Regions from separate parts of the Homo sapiens genome. Here region 2 is linked to region 1. The links are chromatin loops, found by intact Hi-C in ENCODE. Cell type or tissue: breast epithelium. All regions are shown on one strand. Each heading gives the region's core, and the rest is flanking DNA. Links, peaks and the distances in the headings are about the cores only. Region 1 holds the start of LINC00958 (long intergenic non-protein coding RNA 958). Region 2 holds the start of LOC105376558 (a long non-coding RNA gene).

The links. Peaks named below come from ENCODE experiments on the same cell type or tissue, not always from the same donor. Only the 100,000 strongest peaks of a DNase experiment are listed, where the experiment ranks them.
Region 2: it touches region 1 in a loop (3.0-fold over the local background); 3 of 110 quality-filtered maps call a loop at or near these places.

Annotation. Positions count from the first base shown.
Region 1 is chr11:12,978,213-12,994,546 of GRCh38, reverse strand. It overlaps LINC00958 (long intergenic non-protein coding RNA 958), which reads left to right and starts at 4,999. Exons shown (of 2, transcript NR_038904.1): 1 at 4,999-5,091; 2 at 13,548-15,013. It overlaps RASSF10-DT (RASSF10 divergent transcript), which reads left to right. Exons shown (of 4, transcript NR_187419.1): 4 at 1-3,046. In breast epithelium, for the core only: no CTCF peak of the experiment used is centred there; no DNase peak of the experiment used is centred there.
Region 2 is chr11:13,108,010-13,124,343 of GRCh38, reverse strand. LOC105376558 (a long non-coding RNA gene) reads left to right here and starts at 11,363. Exons shown (of 3, transcript XR_931043.1): 1 at 11,363-11,772; 2 at 12,530-12,565; 3 at 12,724-12,841. LOC124902635 (a long non-coding RNA gene) reads right to left here and starts at 9,269. Exons shown (of 2, transcript XR_007062599.1): 1 at 8,824-9,269; 2 at 8,245-8,505. RefSeq lists enhancers at 3,127-3,744, 12,614-13,114. In breast epithelium, for the core only: no CTCF peak of the experiment used is centred there; a DNase peak (open chromatin) is centred at 9,293; H3K27ac peaks cover 978 bases.

The sequences.
Region 1 (16,334 bases), core at 4,652-12,651:
CATACTATTTCCCCCACTCTAACAGATCTTACCTATCACCAACCCTAAAATTACCTAACAAAATGCTCATCACATCTTCAAGGAAATGTCCCACAGTGAGAGAAAAGAGAAAGGAACCTGTGTTTATTGTGCTAGGAAGATACTAGATACTTTACAGACATTAACTCATTTAATTTTCATGACCACACCATGGTAAGTAGGTAGTAGTATCTCAGTCTAAAAATAAGGAAACTGAGGTTGGGTGAGTCATAGGGTTGAATTCCAAACCTAGGTGTGTGCAGTTCTAAAGATACTTTCTTCCACTGCTTCTGTTGGACAATAGATTTTGCCCCTTTTGTACCAGCTCCAAAGGATAGTGACCGCCTGGATCTCGTGTTGAGAAGACTGAAGCCTCATCCAGGTTGACAGGGAAAGACAAAAGGATGTCTTGCCAAAGCTTGCCAAGGGGGAAAGTGGCAATCCACACACCACTTATTTCACATTTCTTCAGGCCTGTGCCTGGGGCAGTTCTAGAGGTTTCCCAGGAGAAGGACAGGTGCACCAGGGAGTCTGGCTATAAAGTTTGTACACTAGAATCTGTTGGCAGATTCTGTTGCTTAAAGTTGAGTTTGCATTCATACTTTATATCTGAAGAAATGGGAAGTTAGGGAGTTAACCACTGTCTATTGGGAAGTGATTCATGAATCAGAACAGGTGAGAATGTCAGGCTCTGAAATGAACAGCACACTTCTGTATGGAATGTACTGGGGCAGCATACCTGCCTTCTTTCTCAGATCAATGTTGACACACTTAAATTTGTGAATAAGGCCTTCCAGGATATCTTGTTTAGGAAGAACCAGTTCACTTGCTAGTATCTAGGCTTTCTAGGTATCACGAGGGCTTTCTGTCAAAGCATAAACAAGCAGTGAGAAATCATCAGTGTTCTCTCTCTGAAGAGAGAGACACCAGGAAAGGAGAGAGGGTAGCAAGTTAGCAGGCATGGAAAGCTGCTGCTTTGCAGATGTGTTCATCAGGCATAATCCTTAGCTGGATGTTAGACAGTACCAGAAGTTGCATGGTGACTTGTCTGATGGTTGCAAAGATATTGGTCCTCATGTGGGATTATTCAAGATATTCAGAAGGGAAGAAGCTGAATCTGGTTACAAAAGGTGTTCCTTAAATACGTAATGAATGAATGAATAAACAGTTCAATGGAAATTGGGGCAAATTAAGGATTCAGTAGATGTGAGGTGTATTTGTCTCATGTCCTCATCTGATGAACATCTACCATATTCAGTTGTCTAGTGAGGACTCTTTTAGTGTAGAAACCAAGGAGGCACATTTGGGGTTCATTTAGAGATGGGGTATTTGGGGCTGGGGGGAAGCCAGCATATGAATGATGGGCTTCACCAGGAGACAAAGGGCATCTGTCTAAGGGATGGATGCTGAGGGTGGACCTGGCAGGCTGAGCAGGTGAAACTCTTCCATTGGAGCAGACTGTGGGTTTATTTGAGCTTAAGAAAAGGAGGTCATTCCCAAGAATGAATAGCAGTGGATTTGTAGACTTTGAAATTAACAGATCAAAGACACCAGATCTCTGTAGAGAACTTAATATGATCTCTAGATTCTGAAGCTCCAATTCTCAGCCCTGGCTGCACCCTAGAATCACCTGGGAGCTTTTCAACCCTACCACTGCCAGGGTTTCTCCCCCAGAGCTTTGGATTCAGGCAGTTCAGAGTGAGGCCCTGGAATCAGTATTTTCAAAAAGACCTCCAAGTGGCTCTGAGAATATCACTGCAGTTGAGACTGTCCACTCTAGACATAACTCAAAGCAGGCAAATTTTCAGGATTCCATGGCTAGACTATGACATTTCCAACAACCTCAAGAGAGACATTTTAGGATTATTCATTCATACTGTGTGCATCCTTGGTTTCTCACTAGCCCCTGTTCTTAAGGCCTGGCAGATTCCCAGGTGACTTCTATCCATGAGAGTGTCCCAAGAAGGGCCACTGGGAAACACACTTATAGAGAGTTTGGATTATGATCCCAAAAGACACATTCCTGAATGCCATCATCCCCGAGGTTGAAATCCTGAAAGATCAAAATTTCTAAAGACTAAATCCTTAACATCTAAAATCCTGAAAATCACAATCATAGGATAGTTGCATCATGTTAGGTGAAACTGTTACCTTGTTGTGGTCTTTATTTGGAAATTAAGTATGGTTTAAGGAGATGCATATAGTGCCAAGTTGACAGGGATGGATTTATTGACTTAATTTGAGATGTCAACTTGACTGATTAAGGAATGCCTGAAACCCTGGTAAAGCATTATTTTGGGTGTGTGTGAGGGTGTTTCCAGAGGACTGAGTAGACTCGGTGAGGAAGATCTGCCCTTGATATTGGTGGACACCATTCAATTGGCCAACAATCTGGAGATAACAAATATAGAAGGCCAACTGGTCTCTCTCTGAGAGCTGGGACAGACTTTTCTTCTGCTGCCTTGGACATCAGAACTCCAGGCTCACCAGCCTTTGCACTCCAGTACTTAACAGCAGCGGCCATCTGGGTCCTGAGGCTTTTGGCCTCAGAGAGTAACACCATTGTCTGCTGTGGTTCTCAATATAAAAACATTGAAACTTCCTCAATAAATGAACAGATTTCCTTTTTGTGTATCTGCATTTGTGAAAGACCAAAATTTCTTGAGATCTTGCCTTTTTGGGCCACTGCATATGCAGTGGTGACCTATAGAGGTTTTTGATTGATCTTGTCAAAAGACAGGTTGTCCATCACAGTATTTCGGATGACTGGAGTTATAAAGCTAGGTACACACAACTACCAACCATCATGATACATGTTTATACACTTTGTTTTTGGCATATTGCCTTATGAATACAGTTCATCTGCTTGTAATTGTTGTAATCATGTGACTGTTGTTAGAATAGCTGAGTGCTTATGTTTGCAAAGATATATATGTTATTATTGCCAATTTTATTGTGTAAATTGGCCTCTGAAGTGCTCTGTCAGTTTTTATATGGTTCTCAAATAAATCTCCCTTAAAAATGTAAATAAATGTTTTAAAGATAATTTCTTCTTATTTTTTCCAGAATTATATTTTTGGGATTTTGATCTTTCAGGATTTCAATATTTGGGATGGGTCTTTCAGGATTATGATCAACCCCCTATGTGGAACCATACTGGGGAAACTATGAACAAGAATAAAATCTCAGAAGCCTGGGATTTTGACATTGGAGGCAAAGGAAAATCACATCAGAGAGCCCTGCTCAGTGCAAAGAGCGCTAGGCCGGGTGCTGGAAGTGCTGACTTTCACTCATGACTGCAGCTGCCCCACTGTGATCCTGGGGAAGTGACCACTGTGATCACTGTGGGTCTGAGTACTGTCATCTGTTCACTTCCATGTCCTTCCACTTCTGTGACTCTGTGAGGCTAACTCTGTTTCTATTTTTTTTTTTTTTTTTGAGACGAAGTCTCATTCTGTCGCCTAGGCTGGAGTGCAGCGGTGCAATCTCGGCTCACTGCAACCGCCGCTTCCCGGGTTCAAGCGATTCTCCTGCCTCAGCCTCCTGAGTAGCTGGAACTACAGGTACACACCACCACACCCGGCTAATTTTTATATTTTTAGTAGAGACAGGGTTTCACGATGTTGGCCAGGCTAGTCTTGAACTCCTGACCTCAAGTGATCCACACCCGCCCCCCCCCGGTTTGGCCCCCCACAGTGCTGGGATTACAGGCGTGAGCCACCACACCCCGTCGCCTAACTCTATTTCTAAAAGCTCTGCCAGTTGGAGATTTCTCTAGCCCACTAGAGTTTCTGGCTTTGGGGGACAGGGAGGGAAGGGAGGGGAAGCTGTGTTATAAGAAGAAAGTTTAAAAAGTAAGCATAAATTATTTGAGCTTTTAAGAGACATTAACAAGCTACCATACTGAGGGTATTAAGAACACTAAAATTTGTTTGGCTTTGGATAGGGAAGCTACTGAAATTGAAGAAGAAAAGATGGGACTGAATGAGCACTCCTTGGGTTGGAGAAAAACCAACATGATCATTATCTAATCATCATCATAATAATGATAATGGACATTTGTATAGCACTTGGCAGTTTACAAGTTACTTTCTTATAATAATAATTACCACTATATGGTACATTACAGTAACAAATACTTTTTAGGGCTTTACCCCGTTCCACTGTAAAAGTTGGTATTAGTGGAGGATGTAAATAGACTTATCTACATGATTAAGGAACTAGGAGGAGTGGAGGTTCAACACCAGCAGTTGGACAGCAAACATCTTAGAAGACCAGGCACATCTTCAGCCACACCCTTGGGTTCAACTTGGTGGTCTCCTGGTTGGGGTCAGGAGCAGAAGTGGGGCCATGGCCTCCACTTCCCTTCCTGGGCAATGTGCCTTTCTTTCATCACCATGGAGTCCTTGCCTTTGTTTTGTTTCTCCTTGTCATTTATTTCCATTAACATGCAGTGGTTTTTGTCCTTTCTCTTCCCGATTGTCACTTTCCTCACCTAGATAGAGAAGAACCAGCCCTCACCTAGCTCACTAGTCTGTATCAGGCTCAAATGAGGTGATGTATGTAAAAAGGTTTTGAGACGTTAAAAAGCACAGTCCAGAAATACCTGAAAGCATGTAAACTCTTACGATTTGGGGGCTTAGCAGGACCAGGAATTTGATCTCATTGCCTCCAGGTCATATCATGACCCTCTAGGATCCCTCCTCCCTGTCACACATCCCTCTATGGGCACATTGATTCCAGGATTTCCAGAGTACATCAGGGCTGAGCCGACCTCATGGCCCTCGTGGATTGTCTCTGATATGGTTTGGCTCTGCGTCCCTACCCAAATGTTATCTTGAATTATAATCCCCACATGTTAGGGAGGGACCTGGTGGGAGGTGACTCAATCGTGGTGCGGTTTGCCCCATGCTGTTCTCGTGATGATGAGTGAGTTCTCACGAGATCTGACGGCTTAAAAGTGTGGCACTTCCTACCTCACTCTCTCTCTCTCTCCTGCTGCATTGTGAAGAAACTGCTTGCTTCCCTCTCACCCTCTGCAGTTTCCTGAGGCCTCCCCAGCCATGCGGAACGGTGAGTTAATTAAACCTCCTTTCTTTATAAACTACTCCGTCTCGGGTAGTTCTTTTTTTTTTTTTTTTTTTTTGGAGACGGAGTCTCATCTGTTTCCCAGGCTGGAGTGCAATGGCGTGATCCCGGCTCAGTGCAACCGCCGCCTCCCGAGTTCAAGTGATTCTCCTGCCTCAGCCTCCCGAGTAGCTGGGATTACAGGCGCCCGACACTATGCCCAGCTAATTTTTGTATTTTTAGTAGAGATGGGATTTCACCAGGTTGGCCAGGCTCGTCTCCAACTCCTGATCTCAGCTGGTCCACCCGCCTCGGCCTCCCAAAGTACTGAGATTACAGGCGTGAGCCAACATGCCTGGCCCTCAGGTAGTCCTTTATAGCAGTGTGAAAACGGACTAATACAGTCTCCCTGGTTTCTCACAGTTTTCTTCCATTTCATTGCTCTGTCCTTGTCTCACCTGAGTTGGGTATTTCCTCAGAGAATATTAAATATTTTTGCTGTCAATCTAGAATTGTAATTAGATAAGTTGGCAGCCAAAAGAAAAGAAACTTCATGAATTATAAAGCCCGATATTAAATGAATTTTTTGAACATTTGGTAAAGTTTATACCTTGTCTGGCTTCTTTGTTCCTTTCTCAAAACAATGATTTTCTCTTTCAAATATCTTATTCTCCGTTAAATTTTCATTTACAACCAGAATGTGGCTTTTTTCCCTAGTCTGAGAGTCCTGACATCATCTTAACTAGGGAGTTTGTGGTTATTTGTAGCCAGGGACTAATGAGCAACAACAACAAAATGTCAGAAATACTTAGAGGATGAAACAGATTATTAAATTCTATTTTGTTACTAGCATGTCCATAAATTAATCTACCACCAATTTTAGCCATACATTGAAAGTCAGTAACCTTGTGAAATCCATGTAACTCAGTTTTCCAGAGAAAAAGATAATGTTTACTAAATCAATCACTGTTTGTTTGTTTGTTTGTTTATTTTAGGCCAGATGCAGTGCCTCATGCCTGTAATCCCAGCACTTTGGGAGGCTGAGGGAGGATTGCTTGAGGTAAGGAGTTCGAGACCAGCCTGGGCAATACAGTGAAACCTCATCTCTATAAAAACTTTTTTAAAATTAGCCAGGTGTGATGGTGCACACCTGTGGTCCCAGCTACATGGGAGGCTGAGCCAAGAGGATCTCTTGAGGCCAGGAGGTTGAGGCTGTAGTGAACTATGTTCATACCACTGCACTCTAGCCTGGGTAACAGAGTGACACCATCTCAAAAGAAAAATTTTGATGAGAATTATTGGAATAAATCTGTTAGTTATGATACATATGGAGAGAGAGGGGGAGAGAGATAATTGATTATTGGATTCTCTTTGTTTTAGAATTTTATTTATTTATTGACAGAGTCTCACTTTGTCACCCAGGCTGGAGTGCAGTAGTGCGATCTTGGCTCACTGCAACCTCCATCTCCTGGGTGCAAGCGATTCTCCTGCCTCAGCATCACAAGAGCTGAGATTACAGGCGCACACCACCACGCCCGGCTAATTTTTTGTATTTTTAGTAGAGACGGGGTTTCACTATGTTGGCCAGGCTGGTCTTGAACTCCTGATCTCTAGTGATCTACCCACCTCAGTCTCCCAAAGTGCTGGGATTACAAGTGTGAACCACTGTGCCCGACCAGTTTTAGAATTTTAAATGTAGTTATAAATAAAATGGGTTCTTGCCTAATTTTGATACCAAGTTAATTCCTTTTTAACAGAAATATTTTTTAATATAGTGTACTTGTACTTTCTAGCCTACAAACAAATTTTATTTGAAATTTTTAAAAAGCAATTTAATACTAATACTTATTGGGCACTTGTCAACCATTAACCACAGTACTAGGCACTTTGCACCCATCATCTAATTTAATCCCCACAACCCTGTGAAATAGACTTTTTTTTTGAGACGAAGTCTCGCTCCTGTCACCCAGTCTGGAGTGCAATGGCGTGATCTCGGCTCACTGCAACCTCCACCTCCCGAGTTCAAGCAATTCTCCTGCCTCAGCGTCTTGAGTAGCTGAGATTACAGGCACCTGCCGCCATGCCCAGCTAATTTTTGTATTTTTAGTAGAGACGGGGTTTCACCATGTTGGCCAGGCTGGTCTCGAACTCCTGACCTCAGGCGATCCACCTGCCTTGGCCTCTCAAAGTGCTGGGATTACAGGCGTGAGCCACCGTGCCCAGACAAAGTAGACATTTTTAATCAGGTTGATTGAACATTAGGATACATTTTCTACCAATAATAGCAACCATTTCTTGAGAGCTAACTGTGTGCTCGACACTCTTCCAGGCACTTGAATTTTCACTTAATCTTCACCATAACCCTGAAAGTGAGGCTTTATTCTCCCCAGTTTCCAGATGAGGACCCTAGGGTTTAAGATGGTTAAGTGAATCATCCAAGGGCATAGAACGAGTGAGTGGCAAAGCTAAGCTAGCCTTGGTCTTCTGCTTCCAAGTACAGAGGATCCATGCAACCCCCAGATCAGTACCAGCCCACTGAGTTTATCCACTCAGTCATCAGTCTGCAGCCCAGGAGCTAAAATAATTCATCCCAGTCATTTCAAATTTTAAAGTTCTTAATGGAGGAATTACAGTCACGTGTGCCTTAATGACAGGGATATGTTCTGAGAAATGCTTCATTAGGCAACTTCATCATTGTTGTGCAAACATCATATAGTGTACTTACACAAACCTAGATGGTATAGCCTACTACACACCTAGACCATATGGTATAGCCTATTGCTGCTAGGCTGCAAAGCTGTACTGCATGTTACTGTATTGAATACTGCAGGTAGGGTAGATGTAACACAATGGTAAGTATTTGTGTATCTAAACATACAAAAACATCATAGAAAAAATGGTATTATAATCTTATGGGACCACTGTTGAATATGTGGTCTGTCGTTGACTGAAACATCGTTATATGGTGACTTGACTGTATTTACAAAGCAGGGTAAAGGGAGCAAACACCAACAGACTACCGTATACGAATCCAGTAAAGAAACAGAAACAGAAACCAACTAACATATGAACAGAATCTAACAGAATGCATTGATTCGTCAGGGACACCGACTTAACATCACATGGTAGAAGACCTCTACGACAGCTCCCAATAATCTCTGCCTCCTGGCAGTCATGCCATCATATAATCCTCTTGTGCATGGAGTAGAATATAACAAAAGTGATGGGGTGTCAATTCTGAGATTAGATTGCAAATGAATCTGGCTTCCATCTTCCTCACCCTCTGTTTCTCTCTCACTTGCTTGCTATGATGGCAGCCTGCTTCCATATCGTAAACTGCCTTGGAACCAATTACCACTACCAGGGAGACAAACTATTGCTTAGAGGATGCTGACAGGAGCAGCATGCCAAAATTGGAAGAAGTAAGTCTCTTCCTCTTCCTCCCATCTACCTTTCCTTTAGTGCGCCTATTCACAGAACCAGCTGGTAAAGGAGTGATGTGATTATAGAGTCCCAGCCCCAGCATCAAAACACAGAGCATAGAAGGATGGGCTTGCAGCTGAGAAATCATAACTGACCATCTGGTCCAGTCCACCCCTTTGGCCCCTCATTACTCATATACACCCTTCTATACACACTTGAACTTCCATACAACAATATGGTTTTACGTCTCTGCCTAATAACATGCAACTAGCCTTTGTACAAATGTACTCTTACCTCTCCCAGAGAAAAAAAGACAAAAAGACACAAAATCCCAAAAGTAATTGTGTTCATTTCCAGATGACAGTCACAGTATCTGTCTCTGGGTGACATGAATATCAGTCTCGCCTGATCATTTAGTTACAGTCCCATCTGAACGTTCTGTGATCTAGAGGCTAAATTTTAATTTTGTATAAGATGTTTGTATCAGTAGTATTTACCTTAGTGAAAAATAAGAAACAAATCAAGTATGAGGCAATGAAAAACAGGACATTGGCTCATACAGACCTGGTTTAGATCAAATAGCTCCACAGATAGTAAACTTGAGTGTGCGTCTTCAATATTGTAAACCTCAGCTCTTGAATGTGCAAATTGGAGTCACAATTCCTATCCCACAGATAAATTAAAGAGTGTTCTGCTGAATGATAGTATGCCTGTGAAGTACTTAAGAAAGTCCTCAGTCAATGGTAGCTTTTGCTGGCTAGTAAAATTGCTGGTCAAAGGATGTCAAAGGAGCTTCCCAGGTAAGGGGATTCTTGAGCCCCTTAGCAGTTGTGGAAATGAAGAAAGCACTTTTAACACAGTTGATCATTCCCATCTTCCTCCGTACTTTCTTCATTTGGCTTTTGGTGTTTCACTCTACTAAAGACTATATGTTAAAGTTAAGTTAACCACCACCAATACGTAAATAAATTATAAATCATAAGGAGGAAGAAATAGAGAGAAGACATGAGTATGTGTGTAATAATACATGTGTAAATAACACGTAAGGAAAAAACCATGCATAGTTTTTAACAGTCCTTGTTTCTTTAACTGATCACCAGCAAAGTTGATATTTATAACTTCTTTCCTCCACTACTCTTTCCACATTTCCTTCCTTTGTCCTCTGCCAGGACATCAGCTGATGTGGGTTCTTTACCTGGCAGAATGATCATTGCTTTCACTTCTAAAGGGTTGGGGTCTTTCAGGTTCTGCCTATTTTTCCATTAAGTATTACTATTGGACCTGGAGGTACTAATAGGCATCCCTAAGCATCCCCTGGGTTCCAGACAGTCCTCCATGCCCTCCTTGTATGGCAGCAATCCAATTTCTCCTTGGTAATCAAAACTAACCACCCCAGCAGGTAGAATAACTTCCTTCTTTGCCTTTTAATTTAGTGGCCTGAGGAGCCCATAATGTTTCAATTGAATGGGTTGTGTCCCCTGGTGGAAGCATTCTTCCTTTGGGTACTCAGACCACCAAGACATCAGAACAAAGTTCTATAAGTATGTTATTACGTCAATAAGTGAGAGGAGCCATTTCTGCTTTTACCCCTTGATACTTTGACCTCTGTATTTTGTCTATGGGTACAACAGTAACATATATCGTATGCTGATTCAAAGTATATACTGCATCCTGTAAAACAGCACCCTAAATTTTCACAGTGTTGTCTCTCAGCTGGTGCCACGAATAGGTCTTCAGCAGGCTGTTCCATTCCACCATTCTGTCTGGCCCACTGCTTCTTACAAGATTAAGATAGCAGATCCCATGGGTGTAGGTAAGACCCATTGCCTCACTTATTTTGCTATGAAACATATTCCTTGATCAGAAGTAGTGTGGAGAAAACCATGACAGTCAATAATGTATTTTGCAATTTCATGGAACTGAGACAATAGCCTAGTATAGGGCATAATTTGCATCATCTGGAAGGCATTAGCACCCCTAGGCATGAAAGGACAAGGGGAAGAAAGATTGTTTCTGGGCCAAGTAAGAGCTAGAGACTCAGAGGAGGTACCTCCCTCCTACCCACCCTGGCAGGAGCTATGGCCACCAGGGACACAACTATCGCCTGAAACATGGTGCGGAAGTAGAGAGGAATCAGGAAAGAAGAAATACTTCAGTCTCCTTCTCCTGCTGCCCTTTGATCTCTAGCCAGTGCCTCCCTTTGTCTGAACCCAAAGGGAACCAGAGGGCAAAAAAGCTGTGGTGATGCTTCAGAGGGGCCAGGCTCCCAGAGCACAGAGTAGAGCAAAGGAAGGCAGGGAGTGGACATGGGTGGGGGTGGGGACCACCCTGCGAAAGAATTATTCGGGCAAATGAGATCTGGGCGGACTTTCTGGTAACTTTGAAGTCCTAAGTAGAAAACTGAAGGGGTTAGGGTTTCAATTAATATGCTCATTTCTTCTCTGTTGGAAAGTGGACTGGAGCCGGGAGTGAATGGCTGGCTGCATAGTTACTGTGGAAACCAAAGATCTGAAGGGGCCCTGTCACCCTTTGGACAAACACCGGCAGACTGGCGTGCATGTCTCCCAGGGACCAGGGACATTACTGCGAGTGATGTGCCAATCTGCAGTAGGGTGATCACATTCTAGGGATAAAACTAAATTTAAAAAATATTTACATTGGCAACTTGTCATTTTGGAAAGGGCTCAAGATCCAGAGTCAGAAACCTCTGTAATAAATGAGGAGCCTTCTGTTTCCAAGATGGAGAAGGGATGGGGAGAACGGTAATACCCACTTTGCAGGAATGGCAGAGGGATGACATGAACATACTCTGACATGAAGCTAGTGCTCAAGAATTGGTGGTTGTTAGTAATAAAACTGCATTTCAAGCAAGATTGAGAAGAAAGACATCCAGAGAAAATAGAAAAATGATGATATGAAACAACACTAAGGTTCTAAAGGGCTATGTTCCTGTCTTCTTTATCTTGGCAACCCTGGCACCGAGCCTAGGCCCTAACAAGGAGCAACCACTCACAGCTGATGAACGAAAATGACACAAAAACAATTCCAATGGGGATGAGGCCCCAAGGTCTGAAGCAGATGACCACATGTGGGATGGAGTTAACAAACAAGCTAAACTTGGAGTTTTAATTTAAGGATGCAAATACAATCTCATTCACATCTTTGGGATCTGAAGGAATGGGATTGAAGCTTAATATTGTTAGAGAAGCCTGAGATTGTGCAAAGAAAAACAGTTCATGAAAGACATGGACATAGAGGCCCTATATTTGAAGGTCTAAACACTTCTGAATCTAAGAGTAAGTACCCAGGTGGAGAGTAATGTAAGATAAGAGCATTACAGGACTGTATAGGAGTACCCCTGGGGCTACTGGCCCAGGGAGTCTGTGAACTGTTATCAACATAATAATTGCTAACATTTATTAAATGCTCACTACATGCCAAGTGCTTAAGGTAAATCACCTTTTTAGGTTCAACGTCAACCCTGTCAGGTCAATCCTATCATTCAGATTTTACAGATGTGGAAATCAGGGCTCAGAGAGGTTAAATAACTTACCTATGGTCAGCCAGCAAATAAGTGGTGGAACCAAAATTTAAGCCTGGGTCTTATGAATTTTGAGTGATGATCCTGGCCTCCTGGTATTCACACTGTGTGGTCTCCTACCCCATTGTTTGTTGGACCAATCGAATATGGTAAAAGTGACGACATGGCACTTCCAAATCTAGGTCCTGAAAGACATGGTGGTTCCTGCCTCTCTCTCTTGGGTCACTCTCTCTGGGGAAGATGACTGCCCTGTCATGAGAAAAGTCCCAATTGGTAGGGAACTGAGGCTTCCAGTCAACAGCCAAGCAAGGAACTGAGGTCTCTTGCTAAGCCACATTAGTGAGCTTGGAAGTGGATCCTCTAGTACCAGTCAAGCCTTTGGATGACTGCAGTTCCTGCTGTTATTCCACTTACAACCTCATGGGATACTGTAAGCCAGAACCACCAGCTAAACCACTCCCAGATTCCTGACTACAGAAACTGTGAGCTAATAAATGTTTGTTGTTTTAAGCCACTAAATTTGTATGCAATTCATTATGTTGAAATAGATAAGCAATACAATATTACAATAGCAACACAATCAGAAGCCTAATGTGTTTCTCAAAGTTCCAAAGTTTCTAATCTGGGCCTTGAAGGTTGAATGGAAGCTCACCTAGAAAGAAGAGCAAAGGACATAGCATGTGCAACAACTGGAGACTGCACTTCAGCATTTGAGATCCTTTAAATAGAATGCTTCAGCTGTGAGAAGAGTATGTGCAGGAAGCAGAAAGAAACGAGTAGATAGGTGTTGCTTATGTCATGTTAAGATGTTTGGACCCTGTACTGTAGGTAATAAGGAGCTGCTGACCAACATAATAATAAGCCAAGACAGTGAGGAGGATAGACTTTAAAAAAAACACATATAAAAGCACAGAGATGAATGCTTGTTAGGAGGCTGATGGCACTAGTGGGAGATGTTGAAAGTGTGGGCAGGGATGGGGGGAGCAGAGAGGAGGGGGACAATACATGGAATTGAATGGGCAGAAATACAGTGAGTTCAACACAGAGAGGAGGCCAGGCACAGTGGCTCAGGCCTGTAGTTCCAGCGCTTTGGGAGGCCGAGATGGGAGGATTGCTTGAGCCCAGGAGTTTGAAACCAGCTTAGGCAACATAGTGAGACCCCGTCTTTACAAAAAAAATAATAATAATAAATAGAAGAAATTAGCTGAGTGTGGTGGCACACACCTGTAGTCCCAGCTACTTGGGAGGCTGAGGCAGGAGGATCACTTCAGCCCAGGAAGTTGAGGCTGCAGTGAGCTGTGACAGAGCCAATGCACAACACCTGGGTGACAGAGACCCTGTCTCAAAACAAAACAAGCAAAACAAAACACAGGGTGGGTGGGGAGGAGACATGTGAGAGAGAGAACAGAGACAGAGACAGGGACAGACAGAGGTATGGCATAGATGGAGAGAAGTCCTTCACAAGGGACACTGATTTGTTGGTATTTTTATTTTCAAGCTGTAGACCAAGACCTGGAATTAACACATCAGAAGATTCTATGAGGAAACCCATTTAAAAATAGGATGCATTTTTTTCTTTTCTGCACAGGGAGAAAGTTTAAGCTCTCCTCACTATGAGTTTTCAAGTATAAAAGACTTTTTCTTCCACGATTTTGAGAACAACTGAGGACTCTTGTGACCAGGACAACAGGGAAGCTTGCAGCAAGATAGCTCCAGGTTGGATTCATGCTTCGCACCCCAAGGGCTGCCAGCCAGAGAGGAGGAGAAGCAATCACTCCTGCAGTTTCTGAACACTACACAGACGCCAGGTAGCTTCTTCAGGAGAACAGCCCTCTGAGGAGGCAGGAAGAGGAGGCTTATCTTTCAGCAGCCGGAGCTGCTGAGATCTCTGGGCAGATTAAGCTCTCTCTAATGGATGGGCTCCAGCCTGGCACATTCAGTGGAGAGGGATCCACTCATCCATCATCAACATAATATGGTCCTCCCTGCACTTCACAGTGTCCTCTTGCTATTGAAAAGGCTTTTTTGCCTTCTCAAGTTTCTTTGTCAACAGTCTACAGGAAGAAGCTCAGGCCGCCACCGGCAGAGGTGAATGCAAGCTCACGTTTTATTTCTGACTGCTTAATCATTGCCTCGATCACTGCTCAAGCTCTGCCTTTGTTTCCAAAGGTTACCTGTGGGAAAACTTCTTTTTCTATGCTGAAATTAATAGGGAGGCAAAGATGAGTCCACTGATAAGCAGAGCCTTAAAACTCACATAGAGAAACAACTTTGCTGGAGTGTGTGTGAGTGAACCACTAAGGAATCAGATAGTGTGATGGCAGTTATCATTGCAGGTTAAGACATTTCTACAAATATTTCGACATCTCCATATACTCACTCCTTTCCCCCCTGAGTGGAGAGACTCAGCTACCAAGAGAGGAAGCTCAAAAAAAACAGAAGCTTCAAACAAACAACCAACCAAAAAAAAAAAAAAACTGTGGGTTCATCAGAGGTGGTAGGGAAGACAAAAACATGGGAGGAGCAGCTGGGCACGGTGGCTCAAGCCTGTAATCCCAGCACTTTGCGAGGCTGAGGTGGGTGGATCACCTGAGGTCAGGAGTTCGAGACCAGCCTGGCCAACATGGTGAAACCCCATCTCTACTAAAAATACAAAAAATTAGCCGGGCGTTGTGGTACGCACCTGTAATCCCAGCTACTCCGGAGGCTGAGGCAGCAGAATCGCTTGAACCCAGGAGGCAGAGGTTGCAACGAGCCAAGATCGCACCATTGCACTCCAGCCTGGGCAACAAGAGCGAAACTCCATCTAAAAAAAACAAACAAGCAAACAAACAAAAAACACGGGAGGAGCAATAAAAAGGAATCCATGCTTTGATTTTTTTTTTTAGTGAGAGGAAGGGAAGGCTGCTGCCTCTCACTTCTCCCTGTTTTGTTGTTCTTTTAAGTAGCATGTGTCACTCTGTATATATCCTGTCCATGTGTTTTCTTTTATTATTATTTGTCCACTTGCCTAGAATGAAAACTCCATGGGAGCATGGCTATAGTGTCTTGTTCACTCCTGCCTCTCCAGGGCCTGAAACAGAAGTAGGTAGACAGAGCCTGAAACAAAAGTAGGCAGTCCATAAACTTTGCTGAAGGAATGAGTGAATGAATGAAGACCCCAAGGATGGACCTCAGGAAGGTGAGCCTGGGCAAAGGTTTTCAGTCCTAGTCCATCATGACCACATAGCTGGAATACACTTATTTCACTTTGTCACATGAATTAGAGATTCATTTGGGGAAACAAGCAACTGTTAGAGTTGCAGACATCTCTGAGGGGTAAATGGCTGTTCAAATCTTGCATCTTACCCTGATCCTCACTCTATCTGCTTTCCAAAAACATGGAGCTAAGATCCCAGCACTGAGAAGATGGGCATTCCTAGCAGGGGGCATTTAGGTGTAGACAGCCTCAGTGACTCCTGGGTTTAGGATCAGTGAGATAATCTCCAGTATCTACAGTGGGCAGGTGGAAGAGTGTCTGATGCAAACTGTATCTATTTACAAGCTTTCCAGACAGCTGGGCTTGTGCCTTGGAAATACAATAATATTTGTTTCTCCTCCTTCCTCTTCACTCCTTGGCCTCGTGTTCTGCAGTACTGGAACCTGGGTCAGATTTAGCTACCTCATTCATTCATTTATGAATTCATTTAGCCAGTGATTATGGAGCACAAATTTGTGCCGGAAACTGTGCCTCAGTGTCCTCAACAGGTTCTGACTTGTGAATTCCAAAAGCTTTTGTGATCTACTGGGTAAAACATTGTTTTCTAAGGAAAATGACATGCTGATTGCTGAACAGCATATTCTAATTACCTTGTGGATCCCAGGCCATTCTTAAATTGGGTTTTGTCTTTATTGCCTTAGACTGTTAATGAATTGTTTCCCAGTCTGATTGAATGCTCCTTGAAGACGGACCCGGGTCCAGCCACTGCAGTAAATATTGCTAACTTGGGGGTGTAATTCTGCTGCTTTTGTGGTTGCTGCTTTGCTTATTTTTTTATGTCTGCTGTTTCCTGTGAGATTGTTTCTGTGTTTCATATGTGGATTGATGTTCGGTGAGGTTTATGGAATTTCTGTGCAGCTTGGGTTAAGAGTATCTCTTCAAAAAGGTTTTTGCATTTGCTTCTGCCAACCTTGTTATCAGCTCAAGTTGTTTCTTATGTTGAATTATTGGGGATGACCTCCCCCACACTCAAGTAGTATAAATTAGAACCTCGCTGGGTGTGGTGGCTCACTCCTGTAATCCCAA
Region 2 (16,334 bases), core at 5,656-13,655, 130 kb before region 1:
AAATGTTTTCTTCCAGTGTATAGTTTCAGTTAGATTTTGTCAGATTTTTTAAATGATCAAACTAAGATTATGGGAATCATAGAGGAATATCACAGAGATGAGGTACCTTTCTCTTACCATCATATCACAGAATACACAATATTGACATGACTTATCACAGTGATGTCAACATTTGTCTTAGATTGTTCAGGCTGCTATAGAAAAATACCACAGACTGGGTGGATTATATGCAACAGAAATGTATTTCTTACTGTTCTGGAGGCTGAGAAGTCTAAGATCAAGGTGCTGGCATGTTCAGTGTTTGGTGAGGGCTTATTTCTAGTTCATAGATAGTATCTTCTAGGTGTGTCCTCATGGTAGAAAGGACTAGCTGGCTCTTTGGAGTCTCTGTTATAAGGGCATGAATGCCAAGCATGAGGGCTTCACCTTTATGACCTAATCACCTCTCAAAATTTCCACCTGCCAATTTCAACACCTTAGAGGTTAGGATTTCAACTTCTGGATTTGAAGGGAACACAAACATTTAGATCACAGCAATTTTGACCACTTGGTTATGGGGGTATCTTCCAAGTCTCTCCCCTATAAAGTCTTTTAAACCTTTTCTAAACTCTGTTACTTGGAAGTTCTATGAGTAGTCCATGCTCAGCGGGAGAAGAATTAAATTCTACCCCCTGAAAGGAGAAATATCACCATATATTATTTAAATTCTTCTGTAAGAAAGTTTTTCCTTCTCCCCCATTATTTATTTATTCATTCACTTATTTATATCAGTTTGGACTCATGAATATTTGTTTAATTTGTTAGGTTGTAATCTAATACTATTGTGTTATTTTTTTGCTCAAATTGTTCCAGTTTTGGCCATGTGGAGTTTTTTCAGGTTAGATCTTCTATTCTTTTGATATGCTCCCATCTTTTTTTTCTTTTTTCTTTTTTTTTTGCACTTCCTTACTTTCTGGCATTACAAGATGCTCCAAGCTCATCTTGCATTTTCTATGTTCCAGCCCTAAAGTCAGCCATTTATTCCCTTGTATTGGAGAATGGTACTTAGAAGCCAAGTTCTGGATAATGAGTGTGCTCCTTGCTAGTGGGTGTCACTGCTTCAAGACATGAGAGGTATTTTTACTTCCCTAGGAAGGTTCTATGTATACCAGAGGGAAATCAAGCAACTTACAATTAGCCAATCATGTAAGAGAGTGCTACCAAAGTATGATCCATGGACCATCAACATTGGCATCACCTGTAAGTTTATTAGAAATGCAAATATTGCGTTCCATTCAGACCTCCTGAATTGGAAACTGGGGGTTGGACCAAGAATCACTATTTTAATAGGTATTACAGGTGATTTTTTTTTTTGCACACTACAATCTGAGAACAACTGAGGTAAGAAGCAGTCTGTAGAAATCTGAGTTAACTGCTATTGTATTTTGTATTTACTCCAGTACCTCTTATACGCTGTGCTCCTGACAACTACCAACCTGCCTGGCTTCTCAACCCAGCTATGACCTCAGTCTTTGGATTCTTACTGTTCTGAAGAAGACATATCACACAAAGAACACATAGGCCAGGCAGAAGAAGCAAAAACAAGAACAAAAGAGCCAGTCCTCAACAAAATACTGCAAACCAAATCTAGCAACATATAAAAATAACTATACAACATGACAAAATGAAATTTATCCCAGGAAGGCAAAATTTAACATCTGAAAGCCAATTAATGTAGTATGATATCAATAGAATAAAGAACAAAACACACATGATCATCTAAATAGATGCAGAAAAAGCATTTGACAAATTCATCCTGTCATCATAATAAGAATGAATTACGAATAGAAAGAAACTTTCTCACCTGATAAGGGCACCCATGAAAACCTCACAACTAGCATTATACTTTGTGGTGAAAGACTGAATGCTTTCCCCTGAGATCAGGAACAAGACCAAGAACAGTGTTCTCATCACTTCTGTGTAACAACAGTGCTTTCAGCCTGAGATAGCAAGAAAATGAAATAAAAGGCATTCATGTGGGGAAAAAAGTAGTAAAACTATCTCTATTTGCAGGTGGCATGATCTTGTAGAAAATCCAAAGGAATTCGCTAAGACTCTATCAGAACTAATAAACAAGTTCAGCAAGGTTTCAGGATACCAGATCAATGTACAACAATCAATTGTATTTTTGCACACTTACAATAGGCAATCTGAAAACAAAATAAAGAAAATAATTCTACTTATAATAACATTAAAAACAATAACATACTTTGGGAAAAGTTTTGAAAAAGAAGTCTAAAACATATATTCTGGGCTGGGCATGGTGGCTCATGCCTATAATCCCAGCACTTTGGGAGGCCAAGGCGGGTGGATCACCTGAGGTCAGGAGTTCAAGACTATCCTGGCCAATGTGGTGAAACCCTGTCTCTACTAAAAATACCAAAAAATTTTTCTGGGTGCAGAGATGTGTGCCTGTGATCCCAGATACTCGGGAGGCTGAGGCAGGAGAATTGCGTGAGCCCTGGCGGCAGAGGTGGCAGTGAGCCGAGATCACGTCACTGCACTCCAGCCTGGGCAAGAAGAGTGAAACTCCATCTCAAAATAACAATAATAATAAATAAAACATATACTCTGGAAACTTTAAAGATTATTGAAAGAAATTAAAGAGGACTGAAATAAATGAGAAGACATCTCATGTTCATGGATTGGAAGACTTAAAGTTGGAATGATATTACTCCCCAAATTAATTTACAGATTGGACACAATCTCTATCAAAATTCTAGCTGGCTTATTTACAGAAATTCATAAGCTAATCCTAAAATCCCTACGGAAATTCAAAGTTTCCAGAATAAACAAAGCAATCTTGAAAAAGAAGAACAAAGTTGGAAGACTCATACTTCCCAATTTTAAACTTACCACAAAGCTACAGTAATTGAGTTAGTGTGATTTTGGCATAAGGATAGACATATAGACCAATGGAATAGAATTAAGAGTCCAGAAATATAGTAAGTCTTCACATTTATGGCCAGTTGATTTTTGGGAAGAATACCAAGATAATGCAGTGGAGGGAAGAATAGTGTTTTCAACACATAGTGCTTGAATGAATGGATATCCACATGCAAAAGAAAGAAATTAAATCCCTGTCTCATATAGTATATAAAAGGTCCTATGGTGGGGGAAGCCTGGCAGGTTTGGGAAATAAAAAAGCCAGTACAGCTAGAATGCAGAGATTAGGGCAGAGGATGGTTCAAGACAGAGCTAAAAATTAGGCAGAGTTCAGAATATGTGATACAATGAATGCAAAGACTAGGAAAATGTGGAATAGTGTTAAAGGCCCTACAAAACATGTTTTACTGTGGGGGTTCAAATCCTGGTTCCACCACTCATTAGCTATGTGTCCGAAGCAATCACTTAACCTCTTTGTGACTCAGAGTCTTCATCAAAAAAATAGGCATAACAATGGAATTAGCTTACAGGCTTAACGTAAAGATTGAATGAGTAATAATGGTGTAATGCACCGCCAAAAGAACTAGGCACATGCTGAGTAAGTTATAATTACAGAAATATTTAGTGTAGCTTCTTGGTGTAGTTTCAACTTACTATAGTTTCTGATACTTATTGAGAGCAGGATTAATGTTAGCTGTTACTATTAATATTATTTCCAGGGAGTCTTATTATCTTTGGGTGAGGGAGTTGACACACAGACGTTTCTACATGTAAAAAGAAGCCTGGAGGAACATGGCAGGGACTACCCAGCTTTAGAACTGTTTGGAATTTTGATATAAAAGTAGAGCTGATTACTGGCCAAAGTACTGCTACGGGGGAGTACTTTATGGCTAGTTTGTCCTGAGGTCTGCCTGCAGGCACTACTAAACTGGGTGGGTACAGTCACAGCAGGAATCCTATAACCCTACAACTCAGAGAAGGACTTCATAGAGTAAGGCATTAGCTTCCCCCGAAAACCAGCTATAGTGTCTGATATCCACCCCAGCCTGACACCAGCTTTGGGCTTTAAATCTCATTTTCCCAACAGAGCTGGTAGCAGCTGCCTTCATATTTACTGCATCTCCTCTCCAATGACACTCTCCTCCCAAAAACCACTCTCAGCTGAGAGTCACCATCCATGAGATAGGCCTGTTCAGCATGCTTTTTAACAGATCAGAGGCCAGGTTTTGCTTTGCTTTGTTAATTGCATATCAAGCTGTCACCTAGAGCTTAATGAAGGGTATGAACATACCCATAAATTATCCAGTTTTCAAAAGCAGTTTTGATATTCCTCTAGGGAGCCTCTTTATGCTCAAATGAGCATGCAGTATTTTGCAAAAGTAAGCATTCCAAGGGAGCTGTTAATTATTTGAACCTAGAGATTTTGAGTAACTGCAAACAGCAATTGATAGATCCCAGGAGTGGCTCAACATGGGTGATGAATTTACTATTGCTGGTTGGAGGACCCACTTGGGAACCATTTTATTTATTTTTTTATTTTTAATTTTATTTGTTTATTTATTTAGACGGAGTCTCACTCTTTCACCCAGATTGGAGTGCAGTGGCGCGATCTTGGCTCACTGCAACCTCTGCCTTCCGTGTTCAAGCAATTCTCCTGCCTCAGCCTCCCAAGTAGCTGGGATTACAGGGGCCTGCCACCACGCCTGGCTAGGGAACCATTTTAAAAAGCAAGAGTGACCCATTGGATTGTTCCACAGTTCATCAGTGACTTGCTGTGACAGTGATGGGGTGCAATGGGAAACATAGGAGCTTTTGTGTCCTGATGGGAGGCAGAGTCGCCCCTGAGCAATGCTGTTGTTATTGAGAAAATAGGGTGGTGGCAGGAGGGCAACACTGAGTCACAACCACTGAGGGAGTGAAACCTGTGATCAGATGTTTCTGGGGTGTGGGAGAAGGGGACATTTATTCTCAGATCTGCCTCCTCTTTCTACTTTCTCTACCTTTTGCAGGTTGTTCTGCTGATGGTTCTAACTGCAGGGTCAATCAAGCCTGTCCCAAATTCTGAGCCAATCTCAATAGGCAAAGTCAGGACTTTTCAGGCATTTATCTTTTTATCCTTTCATTTATCAGCATGCACATGGAGACAGGCATTGTTAAGACATAAAGGGTTAAGAGAAGACATAAGGCATGATCTCTCCATTTATAGCTCACAGCGTAGGGCAGGAAATAGACACATATATAACCCTAATCTTCAATTTATTCTTCCAAGTCCTGCCCTGCCCCAGAGTTGGTCTCTCCCTGATTCTGGTCTGCTCAACAGATTCTGCCCCATATGCTCTCCATCCCAGCCCTTTGCTGCCGGGAAGTGATATTGCCTTGTACCTAGGTTCCAAGTTATGGTCCACCTATGGAAGAACTCCCCGCCCCTCCACCCCTGGTCACCACAAACACACATTAGAGTCACTTTCTCAAAATGTTCTAAGTGCCTTTCTGGTGCTTGGAACAGACAGAGCTGGCAGTGCTACCTAAGTGGAGAGCTGTGATCCCAGATGGGACCTGTGTGGGCCCTGTCCTTGCTTCGTCCCTCAGGGTCACTCTCTGACCCACTACCCCATGCGTGGAGTCAACCAGATGCCCCCTTTCCAGGAAAGTGACCTGGCAATCTGATTGTTCCTGCTGGCTTGCACAACATTTCTTTTGTGTGAGATTGAGCTGCAACAACATTACCAACATGCTGATTCTGAGTGAATCTCACTCCTATACCACAAAGGGTGACTTCGTGGCTCTGGGCTGCTGCTGGCCCTCAGGCTTAAGTTGCATGTGTGCCTGTGCTTAGGCTCCTGCCCACCCATGTTCTGACCACAAAACCACCTCCAGACTATAGACGCAAGGGTGGTGCGTGGTGCAGGCTTTTCTTAGCAGTGCACCCTCCTTAGGCTTCACACCACATAAGTCGGCAGTCCTCCAGGAGTGGCTATGCCTATCTCCTCTGAGGGCTTTTGAGACTAACTGTTGCTGTGCAAGATGGATGAGCTGTCTGACCAATGATGTTCTCTCCTGCCTCCAACCAACGTGGTGACTTCTGTGCCCCTGGATTCCTCTCGAGGTTTGCTGGACCTTGGCAGACATTCCTATGGGATAGATCACTCTTCCTGCTCTGCCTGCCCACAGGTCCTCCTCACCAATCTTAGGAAAGACTCACTTGCTTTTATGTTTCCTCTTCAGTTCTGGTTCATGCAATTGGACCATAGGGTTCAGGGTGAGGAAGAGAGAGAGAGAGACAGAGAGAGACAGAGAGAGAGAGAGATTAAAATGATCTCAGGGAATTAAGTTTTCAGAGTGAGGGAATGGATTTGGTAAGAACACAGTTAAGGAATCAAATTTGTTTTCTTCAGAAAGAGAAGGCAAATGGGTGGTTTAATTCTTGCCCTCAAGGATAAGCAATAATTTTACGCAGGGGATATAGACAAATTATTCTTATGTCTTAAAAGACTAACAATCACAGAACAACGCTTCTACTCAGTGTGTGTCTTCACTCTCCTGATTATAAAAAGGAATCACTAACTTGCTTTATGCTGTTTCACGTTGAGGGAAAGTAATTGAGGTTTTTATGAAAAAAAAAAAAAAAATCCTTGGAGGATTCACATTTCAATCCCAGGCTACATTAGCTCAATTTCTGCAGACCATACTCTAGGCACACAAAATATTCCCACCATTCCCCCAAACGTACATGTTTCTTTATCCACAGCATCTTCTTTGCGTAAAATGGCCTTCTCCACCCTGCTCCCTTTCTATTCTGGCCAATTCCTGTTCACCTGAAACTGTCCTCACAGGATGAACAAGAACTGGACAGAATATAGTTACAATTAAGCATTAATCATGCTGCACTTTGACACACTTCCTTATAGCTGAAAGCCAGATAACACTAGATACTCACCATTTGCATTCCTATTGTTCCTAAAAATAGGGTTTCTGATATTAGTATCTTAAGGCTTTTATTTGGGAATTGCTTAAGATGTTTTTCACATCCGGAATTCCAGCGAAACAGCTGACATCATCCAGTTTAAAGACCCCAAAGAAGAATAAAAACAGCCTGAGAATATGGTTTCTTTATCTCCTTGTTCCATGATTTCAGCCTGCAATCTTACCGATCAACAATCACCACACTTCGGCCCACTCCAAAACTCTTAAAAACCCTAGCCCCAAACTCCTCAAGGAGGCAGATGTGAGGTTTCTTCCCATCATCTTGTCCAGCAGCCTCACAAGTAAACCTCTTTATCTGCTGCAACCCAGGGTCTCAGTGTATTGACTTGCCATGCACATCAGGCAATGAACCTATTACACTTACACATTTTTAAGGCCCAACTTGAAGGCTCGTCAACTATGTGAAATGTTCTCAAGCTGAATCTGAGTCCTATTTCTGCGCTGTTGAACTGCTTTGCCACACTACTGTCTACTCTCTGGGCTGAACCCATTGGGGGCAGGAGTCATATTTCAGTCAGTCAGTCAATCAGTCAGTTCATCAACAAATGATTCTTGGGTACCTATTCTATCCCAGACACTGTGCTGGGCACTGCAAATACCCCCATGAGCAAGATAGACAAGACTTCTCTCCCCTAGGAGCTGGGATCTGGGGTGGGATGCCAACAGATCAAGAGGCAATTGCAAAGCACTGTGAGAAGTAGCAGTTCTGAAGATGAAGAGTGCAGGGAAATACGCCCCAGGCAGAAGGAACGGCATATGGGAATGCTGGTGGCAAGAGAAAACATTCCTCACATATCATTACATTTAGGAGAGAGAGATGCCCAGTATTACCAGAGAATAATACTGTCAAGAGTCTGGCAAGAGATGAGGGCAGAGAGGAGACCAAGGACTGCATTATTCTGCATCTTTTGAGCCCTTTGAGAAGTCTAAACTTCCTCCTAGGAGCAATGAGGAGCCTCTGAAAAGTTTTAAGCAGGGAAATGGCATCTCAGATTCGCACATTGAAAGATAATTCTGGCTGCAACTCAAAGAACAGACAAGCAGGAGATATTACTGGAGGCAGGGACAGCAGTTAGGAAAGACTGATGAGAAGGGATGGTGGTCTGCTCCATAGGGGTACAGCGGGAATGAAGATAAATGGGTACTGGCAGTGGTATCCTGCAGGTAAAATGGATGGGTTTGGTGGCTTATTGGTTATGGCTGCAGGTGAAGGATAGAGGTGGCAATGGAGGGGAAGACTGGGTGGAAGCTCTCAGGCTCCTTTCTTGAACAATGTTTAATGGGAGTGTGTTAGTTTCCAAGGGCTGTCATAACAAAGTACACCACACTCGTGGCTTAGAACAACAGTCATTTATTGTTTCACAGTTCTGGAGGCCAGAAGTTTAAAATCAAGGTGTCAGCAGAGTCATGCACCTTCTGAAGGCACTAAGGAAGGATCTGTTTCAGGCCTCTCTCTTAGCTTTCAATTCAACCCACAAAATGGGGAAAGGTACTGTTATTCCCTAAGACCCCCACAGAGGAAAGCTCATGCAGTAGAACAGGTTTGCCGATAGAGAGATGAATCCTTGAGCTTGGGGCATGTTGAGCTTGGCGAGCCTGTGGAAACCCATGAGAAGATATATAGAAAAGTATTTGATACATTGGGTTGGTGTTTTGGAAAAGGAGGGTATGGAATGGGCTGGGAATATAAACTTGAGAGTCTTTGGCTTATAGGGTGGATAAGACAGTGAACATTTGGGAATGGCCAGACCTCCTGAGGGGAAAGGGAGCAATTCATCTCTGCAGCCCCAGAACCTAGCCCAGGCCCTGCCGTTGCTGTAAAGGTTCAGTGAAAAACTGCCTGATGGAATGAAAGGATTTCTTCAACTTTTCATTAGTTTGAGATAAGAAGGCTTTGCATGGGTGATTGCTTACCCTCCTCTGGCTCTGTGACCTGAAGGGAGTGTACTTTGTGGCAATGAGAAACAAGCATCCTTAGGTTTCACTTTACAGTCTCCTTCAGTGTAATTTAGAAAATTTGCCCAGAGCTTCTCACTCAGCATCTAGGGAAAGCCACCAGGTTGTGCCCATCTCTTGACTTATAAGAACATGAACAGAAGAAAGACATATGCGTCTTGCTTTAGTTTGCAGCAACACTTCCTTTTTTACTTACAAATCTTCACCTTTGCCGTCTGCCCAGCCTTTTCAAAAAACTGTAATAAAGTTTCCAAATAAAGCCTTTTCTGTACCACCTGCTTTCCCCCCACAGCCCAAGACTGATGGTCATTTGATCTTGGGAGTATCTGGAGCGTGTTGTTCTCCCACCTGGCTGTGCTGGAGCAGAAGCTGCTGGGGGACAGTGGGTGGAGCTGTGGAGCAGTGTCATCATCTGCTGGGCAGTTGATCCAGGTTCCTTTGTGCCTGTTGCCTGGTGACACCCAGAGGCCCCTCTCTCAGAGCCACACTCTGGCTTGCTATTGGTCCGGTGGTGGCATTTGTTGACAATAGACACTTCCCTGGCTCCAGGTTCTGAAAGAGGCCTGGGAGCTTTGGTTTCAAGCTACAGTGCTCATTTAAATGCATTTCTTTAACTCTTTGTGTCCCCTTCCAGGAAAGTTCAGCGAGAGTGTGCACCCTGACCCTCTGGCAAGGTTCTCCCCTTCACCCTAGAGTGCAGCTGGACTCAGATGGTTTCTTCTCTGCTATGCTGCTGTGGCAGGACAGTTTTCTTCTCACCTCTTCCTGGGTTTTTTTGTGGCTGCTTAAACAAACAGGCTTTGTCGGCAAGACAAGTCATCCAAGTTGAGCTAGGAAGTAGTTGATATTAGCAAGAGAAAGGTTTGTTTTTAGGATGTCATATTCTGAAGACTATGAAAGACCAGAGCCTCTTCTTAGAGGTCCCAGGAACTGTAGATACAATCTATGCCTTCCTGAAACAGAGCTGGGGCCAGGCACAATAGAGGGGGAGCAGAAGACTGAGGTGACTCTGGGGGAGGTGATGAGGGTGGGAAAGAAAACAGAGAAGGGCTTCTGAATGTCCCCAAGGTGGGCCCTGTTTGATCAGTGAGTGGATTTATGGCCCAAAGGGGTGGCATCATTTAAGGAGCTCAGTCCCCCACTTGGTGAGTGCCTGGCATCTGGGATCCTCAGGCAGCTCCCCAGACACTCCCCATCTGCTTCTTCCTCCCTACCTTCTGGGTACCCTTTAGAGAATGCGTCAGCTGAGGGTTAGAGTATGGATAAGTTGGGTCGAGGCAGCTGCAGTGTGGACCAGAAGCTGCCCAATTCTGGCTGGTTCCTCGAAGAACCCACTCAGATCTTTTTTTTTTTTTTTTTTTTTTTGAGACGGAGTCTCGCTCTGTCGCCCAGGCTGGAGTGCAGTGGCGGGATCTCGGCTCACTGCAAGCTCCGCCTCCCGGGTTCACGCCATTCTCCTGCCTCAGCCTCCCAAGTAGCTGGGACTACAGGCGCCCGCCACTACGCCCGGCTAATTTTTTGTATTTTTAGTAGAGATGGGGTTTCACCGTTTTAGCCGGGATGGTCTCGATCTCCTGACCTCGTGATCCGCCCGCCTCGGCCTCCCAAAGTGCTGGGATTACAGGCGTGAGCCACCGCGCCCGGACCCCACTCAGATCTTTTAAACCTGGTACTGCTTGTAGGAATATACAGGCCCAGACTCCCGGCAAACTGCCCTGCCTATACTCCACACCTCGTACCCTCTCTCTCCTCCCACCTAGAACAAAACCACTTTTAGGCAGGGAAGGCAGAGGCTCTTGCAAAGACCAAGCAAGGGATGAGGGAAACCTGATGAACGCTTCCCTTCCCTTCTGTTGAGCCTTGCAGCCAACTGCCCAAGCTCTAGCCTACACTCCGACAGGAGGCCCCAAGGGGACCTCAAAACAGGAGAAGACATTCTGAGGCTTCTGAAACTGTGTCATCAAGATTAATTGACCTATGTCTATAGTAGCCAGTACTCCAGAGCAAGTAGGGTTTGGAGCTGGGGCAGAAGTTCCAGGTCCCTGTGACTGGGAGACATGTGCACCAGGTCCCAGTGACCCATGGGTCACAGAGATTTCTGCTAAGCCTCCCTGGAGCCCAGTGTCCCAGTTGTCTCTGTCTGAAGTGCGCTGTTGTGTTAGATTCATCAAGAGGGTCCCTCCCTCCAACAGGGCTGCGGGTCCTATTTACACAGCTTCTTTCATTGTCTTTTGTTTTTTTGAGACGGAGTTTCGCTCTCTTTGCCCAGGCTGGAGTACAATTGCACGATCTCAGCTCACTGCAACCTCTGCCTCCCAGGTTCAAGCAGTTCTCCTGCCTCAGCCTCCTGAGTAGCTGGGATTACAGGCATGTGCCACCACACCCAGCTAATTTTTGTATTTTTAGCAGAGACGGAGTTTCACCATGTTGGCCAGGCAGGTCTCGAAATCCAGACTTCAAGTGATCTATCCACCTCGGCCTCCCAAAGTGCTGGGATTACAGATGTGAGCCACCACATCCGGCTTAGCTTCTTTCATTTTCTCAGGTCCTCTTTCTGCCAGCAACAGTTGTTCTGCAGTGTTTCTAGTGTGACTCCTCCTTGTGCATGCACCCGAGTTCTGAGAAAAAGAAGCCATTTATCCCCAGTTCAGGTGCAATATGTCTGCTGAAAACATGGTAGTATTTTGCCATCATCAATTTACTCATCCATTTGAACTAAGAGCCAGTCAGAAAGGTTGGGTGCAGCCAGGCTTTAGTTCTGTTTTGTTTTTGCTTTTGTTTTTCAGAAAGAGGAAATTGGCACTAATTTGAGCACAATTGCTTGCAAACATTTTACTGATTTTTTGTTGTTTTGATCTTGCTTATAGGAATTATTGAGAAAAGAAAAATCTTGGGATGATAAATATGGTAAGATCCATTTAATATTAAAAGTGAAAAGGAGGTGGGTTTCACAGAGAGTAGACCAGTGGTCTTGCAATCAATTCTGAGAAAGATTCTGAAACAAAAATTTTAAGATATTCTATTAAGTCCCTAACAAAATACCAAGCTCGGTGGTTTCAACAACAGAAGTTTATTGTCTCACAGTTCTGGAGTCAAGAAGTCTGAGATCAAGGTGTCAGCAGGGTTGCCCCTCTCCTAGCTTCTGGTGGTTTTCTGGCAGTCTTTGACATTCTTTGGCTTGTAGAAGCATCACCGTGCACTCAGCCTTCATCTTCACATAACACTGTCTGTTTGTGTGTGTGTGTGTGTTTGTGTCCAAATTCCCTCTTTTTCTAAAGATACTAGTCATATTGGATTGGGGTCCACCCTACTCCAGTACGACTTGATCTTGAGTGCTTACATCTGCACTGACCCTATTTCCAAATAAGGTCGCATTCTAAGGCACTGCACCTTAGGGCTTCAACTATGAATTTTGGGGGAACACAACCATAACTGAGAGCTTTTGAGCATTTGGTAAAACAACCAGTCATTTCTAGAAACCAATCTGAGCACACTAAGAACAAACTGTCAATCTAAGCAGATTGCCTACTGTCGGGGCTCAGAACACGATACCCCAAAGTACGGTGCCTTTGGGTCTTCATTTCTGAATCCTCTTGTATCACATAAAACTTTGATTAAGCAAATCTGTCACGCTTTTCTCTTGTTAACCCGTTTTTTGTTGTAGGAGCATCGGCCATGGCCCTGACTATGGGAAGGAAAGGTATCACACTTTTTCTGCCCCCACCCACTGTCCCAGGGTTAAAGATGAGTAACTAGATTTACATGACAGAAGGAAAGGGGCCAAAGACCAAGACCACACCAAAGGGTGATGTATGTTTGTCTACTTAACTGTAAGGTCTAATTTCTCATGTGTTTCAGGATCTCTAAAATCCAGAAGTGAAATATCTTGGCAAGAAAATTAAGCCCCAAGTGGCTTCAACATTTGGCCTGGTGGTCAAGGAACTGTCATAGTTACTGGGATAACAACCATTATACATCCAGGGAGGCTGTTCTCAGAATCTTTCATAATTAAATCTCTAAAGCTGGGAAAACAATCTCCTATCACTTTCTTTGTCATCATACCACTTCCTTTTAATTTCCAAGCCTCATTTGCACTTCTTCCCACAGTGTCTCTCTGAGCGACAGCAAATCTCTGCGTTGGCCAGGAATAACAGTGCAAAGCAGTGTGGGTGGCAGGGCCCTAACACCCAAGCCTGAGCCTCCATTTCCCGCCATTGTTCCCTCAGTCAGGCTGGGGCTGTCCTGGGGAGAGTTTTTCCAGATAAAACTGTCCTGGTTGGCTGCCAGTGATTCAGACAGGTTCACAGCCTCAAACCTCCTGATGGGTAAGCAGTGATTCAGACTCCAATCCTGCTTCATCTCTCAGGCTTATCGCTTATCTCCAGCTGCCAGGAGACAGACAATGGGGGCAGAGAGGCATTTTGGCTGAGCCAGGCCTCAGGTAGCCCCAAGGGATTTGAGAGGCCTCCAGACAAGCAGACTCAGGCACTCTCACCAGGTCACTCTCTATTTAAAAAACACAAAGTCTATGAGTTCCCTTGAGAATATAGCATTTCCTGCGACCTATGACAGCAAAAATGGACATTTCTATATCTGTTGATTCATTCCTTCTTCAGAGCTGCTGTTTCAAGTAACCCAGGACTTTGGGTGAAAGTATTTAGGGCAGTCGGGACTCCAAAGGACCTTGCAAAAGGTGAATTCTTGTCCCGCCCCTTCCCAACTTCATTTGACTTTAAAAGTAACCCTAATACTCTCATAGTAAAACTGGCGAAATCTAAATAAACTCTGGATTGTACCAATGTCAGTTCCCTAGTTTTGATGCTGTGCTGTAGTTATGCAATATGTTACTACTGGGGATATTGAATGAAGGCTACTTTTTTTTTTTTTTTGCAACTTTCTGTGAATTTGTAATTATTTTAAAGTAAAGCTTTTTTTTTAAGTGATCTTAATGGCTCCCCCAAACCCAGTCACTATATCTTGTCTTTGAAAAAGTCACATAGCAGAATTGCTGAAAGTATAGGCTTTAGGCCAGACAGACCTCAATGCAAAAGCAGCCTTCACCTCTTGGGCAAATTACTTAATCTCTTTGAGCTTCAGTTTTCTTATCTAGAAGATGAATCTGATTGCTTCCCTGATGAGTGAGTATGAGGTGGGTATGAGGACTAATGAAGTAACTCATGGAAAGCACCTGACAGAGTGGATGATAAGCACTCCCTTTAAAACTGTAATCTATTTATTTATTTATTTTGTTTTTTGAGATATGGAGTCTTGCTCTGTTGCCCAGACTGGAGTGCAATAGCATGATCTCAGTTCACTGCAACGTCTGCCTCCCAGGTTCAAGCGATTCTCCTGTCTCAGCCTCCTGAGTAGCTGGGATTACAGGTGTGTGCCACCATGCCCAGCTAATTTTTGTATTTTTAGTAGAGATGGGGTTGCACTATGTTGGCCAGGCTGGTCTCGAACTCCTGATCTCAAGTGATCTGCCTGCCTCGGCCTCCCAAAGTGCTAGGATTATAGGTTTGAGCCACCATGCCAGGCTAAAACTGTAATCTATTGAATAGAGGAGCCTGTATGTGTTTCCAACAGAGGGTCACAGGCTCAGAAAGTCATGTGTGTAGCTGAAAGAATTTTTTTAGTGGCCTCAGTGAGTCAAAAGGGTCCACACCTGGACATGATTCAAGTATGAGTCAAATGCCTATGGAGGAATTATTTGAATTCTGTCCTAATTTCTTTTTCCCTATAAATTGTCCACATTCCCAAGTTTTCTAATGTGGAACTAGACTAAACCATTGACATGACAGAAGCAGAAGCATTCCATTTCCAATCCTAATAGGAATGGCTCAAGCCTTCCAGCCAGGTGCCTGGGGCAGGGGTGGGACAGGAGGCAGAAGAGGTTGAAAAGTATTGGGTGTATTGTCCCCTAACTCATGGGTGGGAGCTTATTAAAGGAAACATATGCTTGTGAAATATACCAGGTACCTACACTCCAGGAAGAGAAAAGTCACTTTGTTCAGGGAAGCCTCTTGGCCATCTATCACTGATGCAGGATTTTTTTTTTTCTTGGTGCTGCTTCACCAGACAGAGACCTCTGCAGCCTGCATTGTCCCTGCCTGGGCCCCACTCAGATCTGGGCTCACCGCAGGAGGTACCCCATGGCTCCAGCCCTCCTGCTGCTTCCCATTGCTGAGGGTGGCTGCCTAGTGTTGGTGGATGGCTACAGTGTTACAGCAGCTCCTTTGGCACCTGCCATCCAGCAGGTCCCAAGTTCTTGTACCATATCCAAGAAGAATGAGATTATTTGGACAACCAGAGAGTGAGAAGGGTGGAGAAGAGTTTTATTGAGTGACAGAACAGCTGTTAGCAGAAAGGGGACTCTAGGTGGGTAGTCTCCCCAACCCAAAGGTGAGTGGTTCCCCTGAAGTGTGGCTGAGTCCAGGGCTTTTATGGGCTCAGAATGCAGGTGTGCGTGCTGAATGGTTTGTGAGTATGCAAAAAAGGCTAAAACTAAGGCACCACCCAAAGATGGGCACAACAGTGTAAAAAACCAATTAGGGAAAGATAGGTACTTGTAAAATAGGTGATGGGTGGGAATCAATCAGAGGAAAGTGTGCCAAATGGGAAGAGAGGTTCTTTTCTGGTCTGTGGATTTATCTGAGACTAGTAGCTTGGCTTTCAAGCTTTAAACTGTCTTTGTTTTGGAGGTCAGGTTTCACTGGGGAAATATCTGCCTAGGGATTTGTCTGCTTCCTCCTGCTATCATCACCTCCTGGAGATTCAAGAATAGGTCCAAAAGCTACTTTTTGTAAGGCCCTTTCTGGCCCTCTTCCCTCCACAAGCCCTGTATTCCAGACACCCCGGTTACTCATCGTTTCTCAGACACCACCCAGCTTTCTCCAGCCAGGTTGTCCAGCTACCTGGAAAGCCCCTCCCTCCACCCACTCCTTCAGTGCCACTCCCCTCTGCCTTTTTCATTCCACCCAATTTTCAAATCTTTCACCAAATGCTTTATCTTCCTTGAAGCCTTGCCTGAACCACCATTCAGAGGTGGTTCAACTCCTTTGAACTCTCCCAGCCCATGTTTGTCTCTTCCTCACAGCCTTGAACATATTAATTCAACAAAGACCTACTGTGTTCTATGGACCAAGCTCTATGCTAGGCTCTGGAGATGCAATGGTAAACAACAGAGTTGGGTGTGTATGTGTGTGCACATGTTGGGGTAAGAATGAGGGCAGAGATGCTAAACAAAATAGTTGCACAAAAACATATACATATACAAATTATAAGTACGATAAAGGAACAAGGGATAAAAAAATTCGAATGTGTACTTTAAAGAAGGATCTAGTTTAGAAAGGGAGACCAGGAAAGGCCTTCCAGAGGAATGAACATTTCAGCTGAGGCTTAATGGATCAGTGAGTTGTCAGTTACCTAAGAGAAGAGATGGGCCAAGGGCCTTCTCTGAAAAACAGGGG